Linked DNA regions of Homo sapiens: region 1 is linked to region 2. A link is an interaction called in ENCODE POLR2A ChIA-PET data of the cell type or tissue named here. Cell type or tissue: PC-9. All regions are shown on one strand. Each heading gives the region's core, and the rest is flanking DNA. Links, peaks and the distances in the headings are about the cores only. Region 1 overlaps SLC25A25 (solute carrier family 25 member 25). Region 2 has its middle 4.5 kb from the start of CERCAM.

Region 1 (8,000 bases), core at 1-8,000, 330 kb before region 2:
TGGAAGGGGATGTCCGCTGTGGAAAACCTGGGCTCTGTGGACATCAAAATGAGCAAAGAAACAATAAAAAGTTGTAGTAGACTCACTCACTCTATCTACACAAAAAGACGTCTTTGGGGCCCGCATGCTTTCCCTGGACAGAAACCGGACCTCCTCATCTTGCAAGCCTGTTGCCCTCTCAGAAGCCGTGGATCGTCTTTCCTAAGTACAGAGTTGACCTTGAAGTTGTGAAAGTGGAAGCTCAAGTGGAGCTTACTTCAAAGCTTTGGAGATTATCTCACTAACCAGCATTACTTTGCAGAAGTGGGACTAAGGCTCGGAGGCTGGGTTGCTTGGAGGCCAAGCCAGTTCCAGAACCCAGGATTTTGACTCTGCCCCATTTAGCTCAATGCAGTGCCGCCTTCCTTCTTTGACTGTGGACACTTAACTTGCCTTTAAAACTTGGCCACATTTATTTTCATAGTTTATGACATTGACATACCTGTGCATAACTCTGTCTCAGCATTTTAAGGCCCTGGTGGTGCACAGGAAGCCGTGACTAAAATGATAGGTACACTGTTCCTAATACGGGATATAAAAGACTCAACACCACACCTGACAAAAGAAGCTGTTGTCTTAAAGATGCATCTTCCTTTAAAGTAAATGAATAACAAAGGTAGGCCATAAGGAGCTTCTTATCTACTTTAAGCTCTTGGCTGGCTTTTCCAGGAAGTTTGAGGAGATAAATCATGACTCATTTTCTGCAGGGTCAGTGGGGAAACTGGAGAGGTGGCTGTCCCTGTTCCTGCCGGTGCCTGAAGCTTTCAGTGTTGTTCCATCACACTCTGGCTCCATACCTTTCCTCCTGTCCTCCCTCCCTGTTGGCTGGAGTCTAATGTGACACTTCTTCCAAAACACAGAACCGCCTACATTGTGTAAGAAGACTCTCAAAAACCATTGATTGAAATGCTGCTGATGCCAAAAAAAAAAAAAAAAAAAAAAGGGTGGAGAGAGGGTAGTTTAGATCACCAAGAATAAGAACCAACTGGCTGGGCGTTGTGGCTCACGCCTGTAATCCCAGCACTTTGTGAGGCCAAGGCAGGTGGATCACTTGAGGTCAGGAGTTCGAGACCAGCCTGGCCAACTGGCAAAACCTTGTCTCTACTAAAAATACAAAAAAAAAAAAAAAAAAAAAAAATTAGCCGGGCCTGGTGGCGCATGCCTGTAATCCCAGCTACTGGGGAGGCTGAGGTAGGAGAATTGCTTAAAAAACCCAGGAGGGGCCAGGCGCGGTGGCTCACGCCTGTAATCCCAGCACTTTGGGAGGCCGAGGCGGGCGGATCACGAGGTCAAGAGATTGAGACCATCCTGGCCAACATGGTGAAACCCCGTCTCTATTAAAAATACAAAAATTAGCCGGGTATGGTGGTGCACGCCTGTAGTCCCAGCTACTCGGGAGGCTGAGGCAGGAGAATCGCTTGAACCTGGGAAACAGAGGTTGCAGGCAGCCCAGATCGTGCCACTGCTCTCCAGCCTGCTGACAGAGCGAGACTCCCTCTCAAAAAAAAAATTAGCTGGTCCTGGTGGTGCGTGCTTGTAATCCCAGCTACTGGGGAGGCTGAGGCAGGAGAATCGCTTAAAAAAACTCAGGAGGGGCCGGGCATGGTGGCTTATGCCTGTAATCCCAGCACTTTGGGAAGCTGAGGCAGGTGAATCACTTGAACCTGGGAGGTGGAGGTTGCAGTGAGCCGAGATCACGCCACTGCACTCCAGTCGGGGCAACAGAGTGATACCCCATCTAAAAAAAAAAAACAAAAAAACAAAAAAAAAACCCACAAAAAACCCAGGAGGTGGAGGTTGCAGTGAGCTGAGATCGTGCCACTGCACTTCTGCCTGGGTGACAGAGCAAGACTCCATCCCAAAAAAAAAAAAAAAAAAAAAAAAGAACCAACTGTCTGTTAAGTCCTTATCTGTAGAGTAGATAGGACACAGTGGAATGGTCCTGTTGGTTAAAACCAGCTATGGTACACACCTTCATCAACCTTGTTGGGCTTTTTTTTTTTTTTGAGACGGAGTTTTGCTCTCATTGCCCAGGCTGGAGTGCATGGAGGCATGGAGTAGCTGGGATTACAGGCATGCGCCACCGTGCCCGGCTAATTTTTTTTTTGTATTTTTAATAGAGATGAGGTTTCACCATGCTGGCCAGGCTGGTCTCGAACTCCCAACCTCAGGTGATCCACCCACCTCGGCCTCCCAAAGTGCTGGGATTACAGGCGTGAGCCACCACCCCCAGCCATTGTTGGCCTTTTCTATCCCACTTGCCCAAAACCCTGTTGTTGCTTTTGGTTAAGGCCTTTAGATTGAGTTGGAATCCATATAATGTTAGAACTGGAGCGTTTTCAAGGTTGTTCAGTTCACTCCCCACATTTTACAGGCTGGAGAAGTTAAGCAATTTGTCCAGTGTCCTATAAAGGCATTGTAGGGGGGATCTTAGGGAGAAAGACAAGGTTCCTCAGCACCCCTTAGTGATGCATTTATGGACACAGTTAACTTTTTTCCTTTTTTCATTCACGACTTGGGTGTATTTTTTGTTTGCCAGAGTCTCTTCCTCTCTAACCTACAGAAGAAGGAAAAATAGGATCTAAAGGTAGATAGTTCTATAGCTAAAGAATTCCTTTTCTGAATTGTTTAGGAGAGCTGGCTTGGTTTAAACCAGCTATTAGCCGGCATTCATCCAGTTGCCCTCCCACCCTGAACAGCTGTGCTGCGTGTAAGGCAGCCCAGGGAGGGTTTCACCCCCTTGACCTCTCTCCTGCCTGCAGTCCTTGTGCAAAGCAGAGCAAGCAGCTGGTGAGAGTTAAGTTTGTGTTGAGTCAGATCATCTCAGTGTGAGTGCAATCCTGAGATCTGTTTTCAGAAACTAAAAACATTTTATGTTGCTTTAGTAATAAATTTGTTGGTTTGCTTTTTCACGTGGGAGAAGGAAAGGAGAGGATAAGGACAGGGTGGGTACAACAAGTAGGCTCACATGGACGAATTGTGTGGCTCCCACTGGCCAGTGTTGGGTTGCTTCAAAATTTTTTGAACATTTTAGGTGATTGGGTTGTCACATGCTGGCCTCCATACCATATTCACCCCCTGCTCCTTACTCTTGGTGCACATGTCTAATCTAAAGGAGAATCATGCTCTTATAAGAGCAGAAAAAGAAGAGAAATTAGGCCGGGCACGGTGGCTCATGCCTGTACTCCCAGCACTTTGGGAGGCTGAGGTGGGAGGATTGCTTGAGGCCAGGAGTTCGAGACCAGTCTGGGCAACATAGGGAGACCCAATCTCTACAAAAAATTTTAAAAAATTAGCCAGGCATGCCTGTGGTCCCAGCTACTTGGGAGGTTGAGGTGGGAAGATCCCTTGAGCCTGGGAGGTTGAGGCTGCAGTGAGCCATGATCATACCTGCACTCCAGTCTGGGCAGCAGAGCCAGACCCTGTCTCAAAAAAAATAAAGTAGAAATCCCATATTTCCAAGCAGACCCTTGCTTCTGTAGAACTTGACTTGTTACATCTTAAAATCCTACACTTAAGAGTTGGGTAAATTTTGTATGCCTCTAACTTTCTTGTAGAGAAAAGAAAAAGACATCTTTAATATGCATTCACCTTGAACTTGGGACCTCGAAGGGGACTGGCTTTTCACCAGGAGTAAACAGAAGCCATCCACAAGACTGAGGGTTTTCATGCCGGACTTCTCTTTTCCTTCCACAGTTACAGGAGTTTTCTTTAGGGAGTTTTTGTCAAAGCTAGATTTTCCGGTTCTGTTTCCTAAAATGGAAATAGATCATGGATTTCCTTTTTTCATTATTGCAGTTCTGTCATCTGCCATACCTTAGTTTCATTTGTGCCAAATGAGGTGAGTTGTGGCTCCTCTTCATTGTCCAATTGTTGCTGAGTCACATCAGGTGGGCGTTTAAGAGTCCTGCCTTACAGCCTGAAACTCCAGCCGCCCAGCGCAGGCAGCACATAGGAGCTGAGTTTTTCCGTTGGCTGATTGGTTCATTCCAGCGGAGACTGACATTCACCTGCTACAGTCCTGCCTCTGGAATAGCCTGGCACTGCCATATATCAGTATATAAAAGAGAGTCTTCAAACTCTTGACTCCTGTACCACCCAAAAATAATTTTGAAAACAGCATATCCCCTTGCACATTTTGTACATCTGCTTTATTATTTTTATTTTATTTTATTTTAAGACAGTCTCGCTCTTTGCCCAGGCTAGAGTGCAGTGGCGCAATCTTGGCTCACTGCAACCTCCGCCTCCCGGATTCAAGGGATTCTCCTGCCTCAACCTCCCAAGTAGCTAGAATCACCACGCCTGGCTAATTTTTGTATTTTTAGTAGAGATGGGGTTTCACCATGTTGGCCAGGCTGGTCTCAGGTGATCCACCCACCTCCGCCTCCAAAGTGCTGGGATTACAGGTGTGAGACACCACGCCCGGCCTGTACATCTGCTTTACATGTTTTTGTTTGAGGCCGGGCGCAGTGGCTCAGCCTGTAATCCCAGCATTCTGGGAGGCTGAAGCGGGCAGATCACAAGGTCAGGAGTTCAAGACCAGCCTGGCCAACATGGTGAAACTCCATCTCTACTAAAAAATACAAAAATTAGCCGGGCATTGTGGCGGGCGCCTGTAGTCCCAGCTACTCAGGAGGCTGAGGCAGAAGTATTGCTTGAACCCGGGAGGTGGAGGTTGCCGTGAGCCGAGATAGTACCATTGCACTCCAGCCTAGGTGACAGAGTGAGACTCCGTCTCAAAAAAAAAAAATAAATAAATAAAAGTGTTTTTTTTTGTTTGTTTTGGTTTGGGTTCTGGTTTTGGCCAAAATCTTAGAGCTGCATATATGACTCATTTAATTTATGGAAAAGGCCTTTTATATGACCATATTGGCTGTGCCAGTCCTCATCAAATCAATCAGCCTAATCATTCTGACTTTCTGTCAAATAAAATCTCGCTTCATCTGTTAACTTTCTAAAAAGTGTTACTACTCTTCCCTCTCATGGCTTCTGAGTGTTAATATTTCTTTTTTTTTTCTTTTTTCTTTTTTTTTTTTTTGAGATGAAGTCTTGCTCTGTCGCCTAGGCTGGAGTGCAGTGGCGCGATCTCCGCTCACTGCAAGCTCCGCCTCCCGGGCTTACGCCATTCTCCTGCCTCAGCATCCCGAGTAGCTGGGACTACAGGCACCCAACACCACGCCCAGCGAATTTTTTTTTTTTTTTGTATTTTTAGTAAAGATGGGGTTTCACCGTGTTAGCCAGGATGGCCTCTATCTCCTGACCTTATGATCCGCCCGCCTCGGCCTCCCAAAGTGCTGGGATTACAGGCGTGAGCCACCGTGCCCGGCTGAGTGTTAATATTTCTAAGATAGGTACTAGGCAGTTAAGCAAGGAGGTGATGAGACCTGGAGATTGCCGTGGAGTTGGTCAGTCCTGAGAACTCGCTTTCTGCGTTGTTCTTCTAAGACTCCCTTGGGCATCTCCAATTGTCTTTGTGTGTGGTGCTCCAGGCTCCTTTATACTCTGGGCATTTTATCAGGGTAATTTGGAATAAGTCAAGTGCCCATGATTCGACTCACTACTTCCCTCTAGAGGTGTATTCCATTACTGTTCTCTGAAAAGTACCCATTCTAAGCCCCACCAACCAACTGAATGGACCTCAGGGTGCTAAGGGCATTCCAAGTAAACGCGAAAAACTAATTCAGGCCATGATGGGAAGGGAGGGACATGCCTAATTATACCCTCCTCTCTGCAATTCAGGCACAACCGACCAGCATTAACATTAAAACAGATTTTTTTTTTTTTTTTTTTTGATACAGTCTCACTCTGTTGCCCAGGCTGGAGTGCAGTGGCGCGATCTCGGCTTACTGCAACCTCCGCCTCCTGGGTTCAAGCGATTCTCCTGCTTCAGCCTCCCGAGTAGCTGGGTTTCCAGGCGCCCACCTCGGCCTCCCAAAGTGCTGGGATTACAGGCGTGAGCCACCGCGCCTGGCCTGACACTCCTTTTTATTGATTCCAGGTTTTTAGATAATAACCCTTTCAACCCCAATTTCCAATCAGAAAATCTTTGAACCCACCTATGATCTGGAAGCCCCCGCCTTCAAGTTGTCCCACCTTACCGGGCTGAACCAATGTGTACACCTTACATGTATTGACTGATGTCTTCTTGTAACTTCTGTCCCCCTAAAATGTATAAATCAACCTGTCACCCAGCCACCTTGGGCTCATGTTCTCAGGACCTCCTGGGGCTGTATCATGGGCCTTGGTCACTTATATTTGGCTCACAATAAACCTCTTTAAATATTTTACAGAATTCGATTCTTTTCATTGACACCATCAGCCTCTATTGTCTAGATTCTTAGAACAGTGGTTATTTCTGCAGGTATTAACCTCCTCTTAACCAGATTCTATTGATGTTTATAAGCTACTTTTACAAGAGGGTTACACTTGGCAGTCTATCCTTGGATATGGGTGATTCATCCTACCCAAGAAAGCTACATGTGAAAGGAAAGAAATGTACTATATTAACCTACAAGGAAATCAAAGACGCAAGAAAAATGTTTTAAAAAATATATATTGGGCCGGGCAGAGTGGCTCACACCTGTAATCCCAGTACTTTGGGAGGCCAAGGTGGGAGGATCACTTGAGGTCGAGAGCTCAAGACCATCCTGGCCAACATGGTGAAACCCCCGTCTCTACTAAAAATATAAAAATTAGCTGGGTGTGGTGGCGGGCGCCTGTAGTCCCAGCTACTCGGGAGGCTGAGGCAGGAGAATCACTTGAAGCCAGGAGGCGGAGGTTGTAGTGAACCAAGATCACACCACTGCACTCCAGCCTGGGCAACAGGAGCAAAACTCCGTCTCAAAAAAAAAAAAAGAATTGGAACAGGTGTGGTGGCTCACATCTGTAATCCAAGGTGAGGAGGCCAGGATGGGAGGATCACTTGAGCCCAGGAGTTCAAGACCAGCCTGGGCAACATGGCAAGACCCTATCTTTGCATATATGCAATATATATATTTAAACACATATAGGCAAGGTATTCAATTGAACACATTTCCATCGATTCCTGTCTTAGGTGCTGGTCTAGGGAAGTTTAAGATAAATAAGGCATGATCGCTAACACCTAGTTTATTATTTTTTTCTTCTGCTTGCTTTGCATTTAATTTGTTCTTTTCTGATCTCTTAGGGTGGAAACTGAAGTCACTGATTTTGAGACCTTTCCTTTCTAATATAGGTATTTCCTTCTAAGTACTGCTGCGGCTGCATCCTACAAATTTTAATACATTGTGCTTTCTCACCATTCAAAATACTTTCTAATTTCCTTTTTGATTTCTCCTTTGACATATCACGTGAATCATTTACAGTTGTATTATTTAATTTCCAAATATTTAGGTATTTTCCAAATATCTTTTTTTTCTTAAGAGACTGGATTTTGCTATGTTGCCCAGGCTGGTCTTGAACTCCTGGCCTCAAGCGATCCTCCCACCTCAGCCTCCCTAGTAGCAGGAACTACAGGTGCGTACCTGTCATTTTTTTCCAATTTAATTCCACTGTGGTCAAAGTACATACTTTGTATGAGTTGACTTGTTTTATGGGTGGAATATGTTCTGAGTGCACTTGAAAAGAATGTGTATTCTGCTGTTGTTGGGTGGAGTATTTTGTAAATGTCAGTGTGGTCAAGTTGGGTGTTTGTTTTTGTTGTTGTTTTTTTTTAGACAAGATCTCACTCTGTTGCCCAGGCTAGAATGTGTGGTGTGATCATATCTCACTGCAACCTTGAACTTGTGGGCTCAAGCAATCCTCCTGCCTTACCCTCCCGAGTACCTAGGACTACAGGTGTGAGCCACTATACTCGGCTAATTTTTTTTTTTTTTTTTTTTTTGAGACAGAGTTTTGCCCTTGTTGCCCAGGCTGGAGTGCAATGGCGCGATCTCAGCGCACCGCAACCTCCACCTCCCAGGTTCAAGCAATTCTTCTGCCTC
Region 2 (8,650 bases), core at 651-8,650:
CTGGTAAGAGCATGCAAGCATCCTCTCTGCTTTGGGTCCCCATTTCAAGCCTGTTTGACTGCCAGGCCATGAGGACTCCCAATCCGGGGGCCCTACCTGGGCCCTGGGGCACCCCCAGGCTGCCCCTACCCATTGGCAAGGAAGCAGCTCCTGGGACCTCAAATGAGGTGGGGCAGGGTACGCAGAGGGTTAATGGGGGTGTGGCCAGAGTCCACTGGACCAGAGCAGCCTACCCGGGTTCCTGACCCCCAACTCCCAGTGGCCTGATACCCCTAGTTTCTCTTTGACCCAAAGGGGCTCTTGTAGCCCACCTCCCTAACATCTAGGAGTAGGGGTTGGCCCCCAGTTTGAGTCTGCCAGCCTCAGCTCCCCTCTCCCTGGTGGAGCCATGCTACAAAGTCTTTGCCAGGGGCAGGCAGGCCTTGGAACTGAGGCTCCCAGCGGGACGAAGGCGCTGGGGAGGGGGACGGTTCTTGCAGGGTCTCTACTCCAGGAAGCCAGAGTCAAGCCTGAGGCGCTGGCGCCATCACCTGGATTTGGTCAGAACTACAATGGCTGAAGTGGGTGAGGATGCTGCAGGCAGAAACCGGCAGCCCCACCAGGTGTCAACCCCATAGGATCCGGATCGTGCTCAGCCAGATGGGTCCGAGCAATCATTTTTTTCCAGGCATGACCCAGCTAATGAGGTCTTAGGCTCCACAGGACAGCACTTTTTTTTTTTTTTTTTTTTTTGAGACGGAATTTTGCTCTTGTTGCCCAGGCTGGAGTGCAATGGCGAGATCTCGGCATACAGCAACCTCTGTCTCCCAGGTTCAAGCGATTCTCCTGCCTCAGCCTCCCGAGTAGCTGGGATTACAGACACCCGCCATCACGCCCGGCTAATTTTGTATTTTTTAGTAGAGACAGAGTTTCTCCATGTTGGCCAGGCTGGTCCCAACCTCAGGTGATCCACCCGCCCCAGCATCCCAAAGTGCTGGAATTACAGGCGTGAGCCACCGCACCCGGGCTTTTTTTTTTTTTTTTTTTTGATGGAGTCTTGCTCTGTAGCCCAGGCTGGAGTGCAGTGGTGCGATCTTGGCTCACTGCAACCTCCGCCTGCTGGTTCCCAGTCCAAGAAATTCTCCTGCCTCAGCCTCCCAGGTAGCTGGGATTAGAGGCACGTGCCATCATGTCCAGCTAATTTTTGTATTTTTAGTAGGGATTACATGTCTGTAATCCCTGCACTTTGGGAGGCCGAGGTGGGTGGATCACGAGGTCAGAAGTTCAAGACCAGCCTGGCCAAGATGGTGAAACCCTGTCTCTAGTAAAAATACAAAAATTAGCCGGGCATGGTGGCGAGCGCCTGTAATCCCAACTACTCGGGAGGCTGAGGCAGGAGAATCCCTTGAACCTGGGAGGCGGAGGTTGCAGTGAGCCAAGACCATGCCGTTGCACTCCAGCCTGAGTGACAGAGTGGGACTACATCTCAAAAAAAAAAAAAAGAAAAGAAGAGAAAAGAAAAAAAGAAAATCCAAAACCCTGCCATATGGCTGGGCGCAGTGGCTCATGCCTGTAATCCCAGCACTTTGGGAGGCTGAGGTGGGCGGATCACCTGAGGTCAGGAATTTGAGACCAGGGTGGTCAACATTGGCAAAAGCCCGTCTCTACTAAAAATACAAAAGTTAGTCGGGCGTGGTGGCAGTTGCCTGTAATCCCAGCTGCTCGGGAGGCTGAGGCAGGAGAATCGCTTGAACCCAGGAGGCAGAGGTTGCAGTGAGCCGAGATCGCACCATTGCACTCCAGCCCGGGTGACAGAGCGAGACTCCTTCTCAAACACAAAACCAAAACCAAAACCCTGCCATAGTTTCAAGGCACTGGGTGACCTGGCCGTTCCTACCTATTTAACCTCACGTCTTACCATATCCTCTTGCTCACTTTGCTCCAATCACACTGGCCGCCTTTCGTGTTCCCACCCCGGGCCTTTGCTCTACCTGTTCCTGCATCTGGAACACTCTTCCCTCAGATCTCCCCTTGATTAACTCTTCCTTTTGTTCCAAAATGTCTTCCCTGAACCCTCTGTCTGAATGTTGCTCGACTCCCAACTACTCTCAGTTCTCTCTCTCTCTTTTTATTTATTTATTATTTTTGAGCCAGTGTCTGCTCTGTTGCCCCGGCTGGAGTGCAGTGGTGCAATCTCAGCTCACTGCAACCTCCGCTTGCCGGGCTCAAGTGATTCTCCCACCTCAACCTCCTGAGTAGCTGGGACTACAGGTGTGCACCACCATGCTCGGCTGATTTTTGTACTTTTTGTAGAGGCAGGGTTTCACCATGTTGGCCAGGCTGGTCTCGAACTCCTGAGCTCAAGCAATATGCCTGGCTTGGCTTCCCAAAGTGCTGGGATTACAGGTGTGAGCCACTGCCTTCAGCCTACTCTCAGTTCTTGATCATGTGTTTCAATTTGTTCATGGCATTTACCATTCCTTGAAATGATCTCTTCATTGATTGTTTTGCTTGTTTCCTGTTTCTTCTCACCAAAATGTAAGGAGCCTAGGAGCAGAGACTGCTTCTGTTTTGTGCACCTCTGTATTCCCAGCCCCTAGCGTTCCACCTGCACATAGCATGTGCTCGGGAAATAGTTGCTGAATGAATGGGATCATACAGAATGACCTGTAGGGATATGTCTCCCAGACATGGCATCAGGGAAATCTTTGCAGAGAGAGGAAGTTTTGGCTGAGACTATAGGACCCACAGTATAGAAGCTGCCCAGGAAGGGAAAGACCAATCCAGGCAGCGGGACCAAGGGAAAAAATAGAAAAGGATGTGGGAAGGTCCAAAAGCATGGAGTATTCTGGAAACTGTAAATTGTGCAATTTGGCTGGAGCATAAGGTCGGGTCAGGGGGAGGGCTTGCAGACCAGAGGAGGTGGAGAAGATGCAGGCAGGCCATGAAGGGCCTTGTTGCCCCTTGAGGGGTTGAGCTCTGTGCTCAGCGGTGGCAGCTCTGAAGGGAGTTATTGTCAGGCATTTTAGAAAGGCGTGCTGGCCGGACTCAGTAGCTCACACCCGTAATCCCAGCACTTTGGGAGGCCAAGGTGGGAGGATCACTTAAGTCTAGGAGTTCAAGACCAGCCTGGGCAGCATAGTGAGATCCCCGTCTATACAAAGTAAGTAAATAAATAAATATTAGGTATGCACCTGTAGTCCCAACTACTCAGGAGGCTGAGACGGGAGGATGGCTTGAGTCCAGGAGTTCGAGGCTGCAGTGAGCAATGATCATGCTACTGCACTCCAGCCTGGATACAGGTATGAGGAGGAAGTGTCCACTCGGGGGAGTGGTTGGAGGACTCTGGTCTCTGCAGGATCCACCTTGATGTGTGTCAAGCAGAGAATGGAAGGAAGTGAAGAGACAGGGAACAAGGTTCACATTCACCATTCAAGAGGCTTGGAGGAGTTATGGCCACAGCTAGAGGCCACAGGGGTGCCTTGGTGCTTTCTTATCTTTGGTTGTGGGAGATCCAAGTCCTTTGATATGTGGAAGGAAGGGCCTAGAAGAGAGGGAGGATGGGGATCCAGGAAGGGAGAGGGGACCAGGTGTAACCACCCAATGGGTTCACCTTGCTTGCTGCCTAGACAGAACCGATTTATCAAGACAGGGGAGGCTGGGCGCGGTGGCTCACGCCTGTAATCCCAGCACTTTGGGAGGCCGAGGCGGGCGGATCACGAGGTCAGGAGATCGAGACGACGGTGAAACCCCGTCTCTACTAATAATACAAAAAGTTAGCCGGGCGTAGTGGCGGGCGCCTGTAGTCCCAGCTACTCATGAGGCTGAGGCAGGAGAATGGTGTGAACCCGGGAGGCGGAGCTTGCAGTGAGCCGAGATCACGCCACTGCACTCCAGCCTGGGTGACAGAGCGAGACTCCGTCTCAAAAAAAAAAAAAAAAAAAAAAAAGACAGGGGAATTACAAAGGAGAAAGAGTAATTCACACAGAGCCGGCTGTGCGGGAGACCGGAGTTTTATTATTACTTAAATCGGTTCTCCCCAGTCATGTGGGGATCAGAGTTCTTAAATATAATTTGGCAGGTAGGGGCTTGGAAAGTGGAAAATGCTGATTGGTCAGATTGGAGATGGAATCATAGGAGGTGGAAGTTAGGTATTCTTAATGTCTTCTGTTCCTGGGTGCGATGGTAGAACTGGTTGGGCCAGATTACTGGTCTGGCTGGTGTCAGCTGATCCATCGGGTGCAGGGTCTGCAGAATATCTCAAGCACTGACTTTAGGTTTTACAATAGTGATGTTACCCCAGGAGCAATTTGGGGAGGACCCAAAGGCTGCATGACCCCTAAATTGTAATTTCTAATCTTATAGCTACTTTGCCAGTCCTGCAAAGGCAGACTGGACCCCAGGCAAGAAGAAGGGTCTTTTTGGGAAAGGGCTGTTATAAATTTTGTTTCAGAGTCAAACCATGAACTGAATTCCTTCCCAAAGTTAGTTCAGCCTACGCCCAGGAGTGAACAAGGACAGCTTAAGGGTTAGAAGCAAGACAGAATCAGTTAGGTCTGATTTGTTCCGCTGTCATAATTTCCTGAGTTACAAATTTGCAAAGGCGGTTTCACAGGGGCCGTTCTGTTGAGGAGGGGTGTGCCTCCTGAGGCTGGCTGAGGGCAGAGGTGGAAGGTTTGGAGGCTAGAAATGAGAGTTCCCAGGTAATGGCTTCTATTTTCTCCAAAAAGTAGTAGAGAGATCTTTGCTGGGGGAGAGGGGCGGTGGAATGGGGGCTTGAGAAGACTGGAGGCTTTGTTTTGTTTTGTTTTGTTTTGTTTTGTTGAGACAGAATCTCACTCTGTCACCCAGGCTGTAGTGCAGTGGCGTGATCTCAGGTCACTGCAACTCCCACCTCCTAGGTTCAAGTGATTCTTCTGCCTCAGAATCCCAAGTGGCTGGGGCTACAGGCATGTGCCACCACACCTGGCTAATTTTTTTTTGTATTATTACTATTTTTTTTTTTTTGAGACGGAGTTTCGCCTTTGTTGCCCAGGCTGGAATGCAATGGCGCGATCTCGGCTCACTGCAACCTCTGCCCCCCTGGGTTCAAGTGATTCTCCTGCCTCAGCCTCCTGAGTAGCTGGGATTACAGACACACGCCACCATGCCCAGCTAATTTTGTGTTTTTAGTACAGACGGGGTTTCTTCATGTTGGTCAGGCTGGTCTTGAGCTGCCGACCTCAGGTGATCCACTTGCCTCAGCCTCCCAAAGTGCTGGGATTACAGGTGTGAGCCACTGCCCCGGCCTTTTTTTGTATTTTTAATAGAGACAGGGTTTCACTGTGTTTCCTAGGCTGGTCTCGAACTCCTGGCCTCAAGTGATCTGCCCACCTCAGCCTCCCGAAGTCCTGGGATTACAGGCATGAGCCACCGTGCCTCAATGACTAGAAGCATTTGAAATGCCCTGAGGGGAGTGGGCAGGGGACACAGGGAAACAGGATTCTTGGGCTGGGTGAGAGCCCAAGTGAGGGTAGAGACCCTGAGTTTGCAGTTGCCCCAACCTGCCCCAAAACAAGATGGCTATTGGGTTTTCCAGGCAGGTGTGATGGGAAAACTCTGAGGCAAGAAAGTTAGTAACAGGCTGGACTCCTGGGGAGGGTGGGAGGACTTGGGGGAAGAGGAGGACTTGAGGCCAGGGAAGAATCAGGAAGCCCCCTGTCTTAGTCCGTTTGGGCTGCTATAACAACATATCTTAGACTGCATAATGTATAAACAACAGAAATTTATCAGCCGGGTGCAGTGGCTCACACCTGTAATCCCAGCATTTTGGGAGGCTGAGGCAGCTGGATCACCTGAGGTCAGGAATTCGAGACCAGCCTGACCAACGTAGTGAAAACCCATCTCTACTAAAAATACAAAAAATTAGCCAAGCATAGTGGTGTGTGGCTGTAATCCCAGCTACTCAGGAGACTGAAGCAGGAGAATTGCTTGAACCACCCCCCAACCCCTGGCCAAAAAAAAAAAAGAAATTTATTGCTAATAGTTCTGGGGGGTTGGGAGGTCCAAGGTCAAGGCGTCAGCAGATTTGGTGTCTGGTAAGGGCCCGTTCCTCATACCTGGGGCCTTCTAGCTGTGTCTTCATGTGGCAGAAGGGGTTGACAAGCTCCCCAGGCCTCTTTTTTCTTTTTGAGACGGAGTCTCGCTCTGTTGCCAGGCTAGAGTACAGTGGCATGATCTTGGCTCACTGCAACCTCTGCCTCCTGGGTTCAAGCGATTCTCTTGCCTCAGCCTCCTGAGTAGCTGGGACTACAGGCACGCGACACCACACCCAGCTGATTTTTGTATTTTTAGTAAAGATGGGGTTTCACTATGTTGGCCAGGATGGTCTTGATCTCTTGACCTCATGATCCACCCCCCTCAGCCTCCCAAAGTGTTGGGATTACAGGCGTGAGCCACCGCATCCGGCCCCCAGGCCTCTTTTATAAGGGCACTAGCCGCATTCAGGTGGGGCAGCCCACCCAATCAACTCCCAAAGGCCCCGCCTGTTTTTTTTTTTGTTTTTTGTTTTTTGTTTTTTTTTTTTTGAGACAGAAGTCTCGCTCCGTCGCCCAGGCTGGAGTGCAGTGGCGCGATCTCGGCTCGCTACAAGCTCCGCCTCCTGGGTTCACGCCATTCTCCTGCCTCAGCCTCCTGAGTAGCTGGGACTACAGGCGCCCGCCACCACGCCCGGCTATTTTTTTCTATTTTTTAGTAGAGACAGGGTTTCGCCGTGTTAGCCAGGATGGTCTTGATCTCCTGACCTCGTGATCCGCCCGCCTCCGCCTCCCAAAGTGCTGGGATTACAAGCGCGAGCCACCGCGCCGTGCCGGCCCCGCTTCTTAATACCCTGACATTAACATTAGGTTTTCAACATGTGAGTTTTGAGGGTCACGGACATTCTGACCATAGCACCCTTGGACCAATAGGACAGGCAGAGGCTGTGGAATGACTCTGGGGTGGGTGAAGTAGGGAACACTGCTTTGCTTTAGAAAGGGAATCCCTCTTCTGGGGCTGGGAGTGGCTTCCCGCAGGGGACTACCGTGCAAGGGAGAAGAAATCTGGCATCTCTCCAGAATGCTTCTCATTGCAGGGCCGCTGGCCTAGAAATGGCCTCAAATGGAAGCTGCCACCCGATCCTGGTGGAGGCTTTGAGCTAGGCTAGAGATCAGGACTCCAGGGTTCAGTGCGCACGTGCTGCCCCTGCACTAGGTAAGTTCCTTCCTCTATGGACCTTCAGCCCTCCCCTTGCAGTGGAGATAGTGTGCACAGCCCTGGCTCCCCTCCCTGACCCTGGGAAAAGGCTGAAGGGAGACCCCGTGCTGTTCCTAGGAAAGGAGATCTTCCCAGCGGTGGGAGGGTGAAGGGGGAGCCTCCCTCTCCTCCAGTCCTGTCTTCCCAGCCCCAGGGCGGAGCTCTTCCTGTGTGTAAGCCTCCACGCGGGAAAAGCTGCCAGTGCATTCATTCTCTCGAGGAATCCCTGCAAACCCTCCCAGATGGGTGGCGTTATCAGCCCGATTTTACCCGAGAGGCTCCTGAGGGAAAGGGACCTGTCTGAGGTTGGTGACAGACACCCAGTTCGATCCCATCTGTGGTGCCGCCAGGCCGCTCCCTTTTCTGCTCCTCTCCCGAGAGGCTGCAGAGTTCTTTCCCTCCCAGCAGGGTCCTAAGGACCCCGGCGGTGCTCCAGGGGAGCCAACATCCCCTGCTTTGGAGGACGGACGGGTCGGGTCGCAGTGAGCAGCTCCGTGGTGTCCCCTAGTTCTACACTCAGACCAAGAGAGGGCTGTGAGGGCTGTGCTCTTTTTTTTTTTTTCTTTTTGAGACGGAGTCTCGGTCTGTCATCCAGGCTGTAGTGCAGTGGCGCGATCTCGGCTCACTGCAACCTCCGCCTCCCGGGTTCAAGCGATTCTCCTGCCTCAGCCTCCCAAGTAGCTGGGAGTACAGGCACCCGCCACGACGCCCGGCTAATTTTTGTATTTTTAGTACAGATGGGATTTCACCATCTTGGCCAGGCTGGTCTTGAACTGATCTCAGGTGATCCTCCCGCCTCGGTCTCCCAAAGTGCCGGGATTACAGGCGTGAGCTACCACGCCCGGCCTGGCTGTGCTCTCTTAAAGGGCCGAAGCAATGCGGGTGCTGGCGACCGACGCAAGGAGGTGACGCACAGGGGACTTAAGGAGCGGACCGCCGCGGGAGGACGCGCCCAGCTCAGGGGGACTCCCTCTGCGCCCCCCACGCTGGGTCTCCGGCCCACGCGTGGCCCGGCTGGTCTGCGGAGCTAGCGCCAGGGCCGCCAGAGGGCGCCCGGGGCGGAGGATGGGGCGGGAGCCGGGGAAGCCCGGGAGGTGGTGGCCGAGTGGGCGCCGCCCCTCTGGGTCTGCGGCTCAGGTCGAAGAGTCGGCTGCGTGGGCCGGGGAATCCGGATTCCGGGGGTTCAACGCCCAGGGGTTCCATGAGCCCCTACTGTTCTCGGACGCCCGGCCGGCCCCGACGCACTCGTCCTAGCACCCCTCCCCTGTCCGGTCCTCCGGCCCCTCCGCCGTCGCCCCTCCGGGGTCCAGCCGGGCGGGGCTGCTCCAGGGTCGCGGCTGGCGCGGGTCCCCGGGCCCTGGCCCTCCGGTGCCCCGGGCCAAGGAGAGAAAACTTGAGC

What was found. ChIA-PET counts read pairs that join two places held together with the same protein. Peaks named below come from ENCODE experiments on the same cell type or tissue, not always from the same donor. Only the 100,000 strongest peaks of a DNase experiment are listed, where the experiment ranks them.
Region 1: POLR2A ChIA-PET joins it to region 2 with 25 read pairs; 2 of 35 experiments call an interaction of 5 or more read pairs at or near these places.

What each region holds. Positions count from the first base shown.
Region 1 is chr9:128,078,451-128,086,450 of GRCh38, forward strand. The region is part of intron 1 of SLC25A25 (solute carrier family 25 member 25); the gene reads left to right. Among named protein-coding and RNA genes, the nearest start is that of SLC25A25, 14 kb to the left of the region's middle. In PC-9, for the core only: CTCF peaks have their summits at 5,640 (motif pointing left) and 5,921; a DNase peak (open chromatin) is centred at 821; H3K27ac peaks cover 1,854 bases.
Region 2 is chr9:128,412,070-128,420,719 of GRCh38, forward strand. It overlaps a transcript of CERCAM not described here. Among named protein-coding and RNA genes, the nearest start is that of CERCAM, 4.5 kb to the right of the region's middle. RefSeq lists a silencer at 8,174-8,650. In PC-9, for the core only: CTCF peaks have their summits at 2,436, 2,637, 8,262 (motif pointing right) and 8,462; DNase peaks (open chromatin) are centred at 4,172 and 8,232; H3K4me3 peaks cover 1,677 bases; H3K27ac peaks cover 276 bases.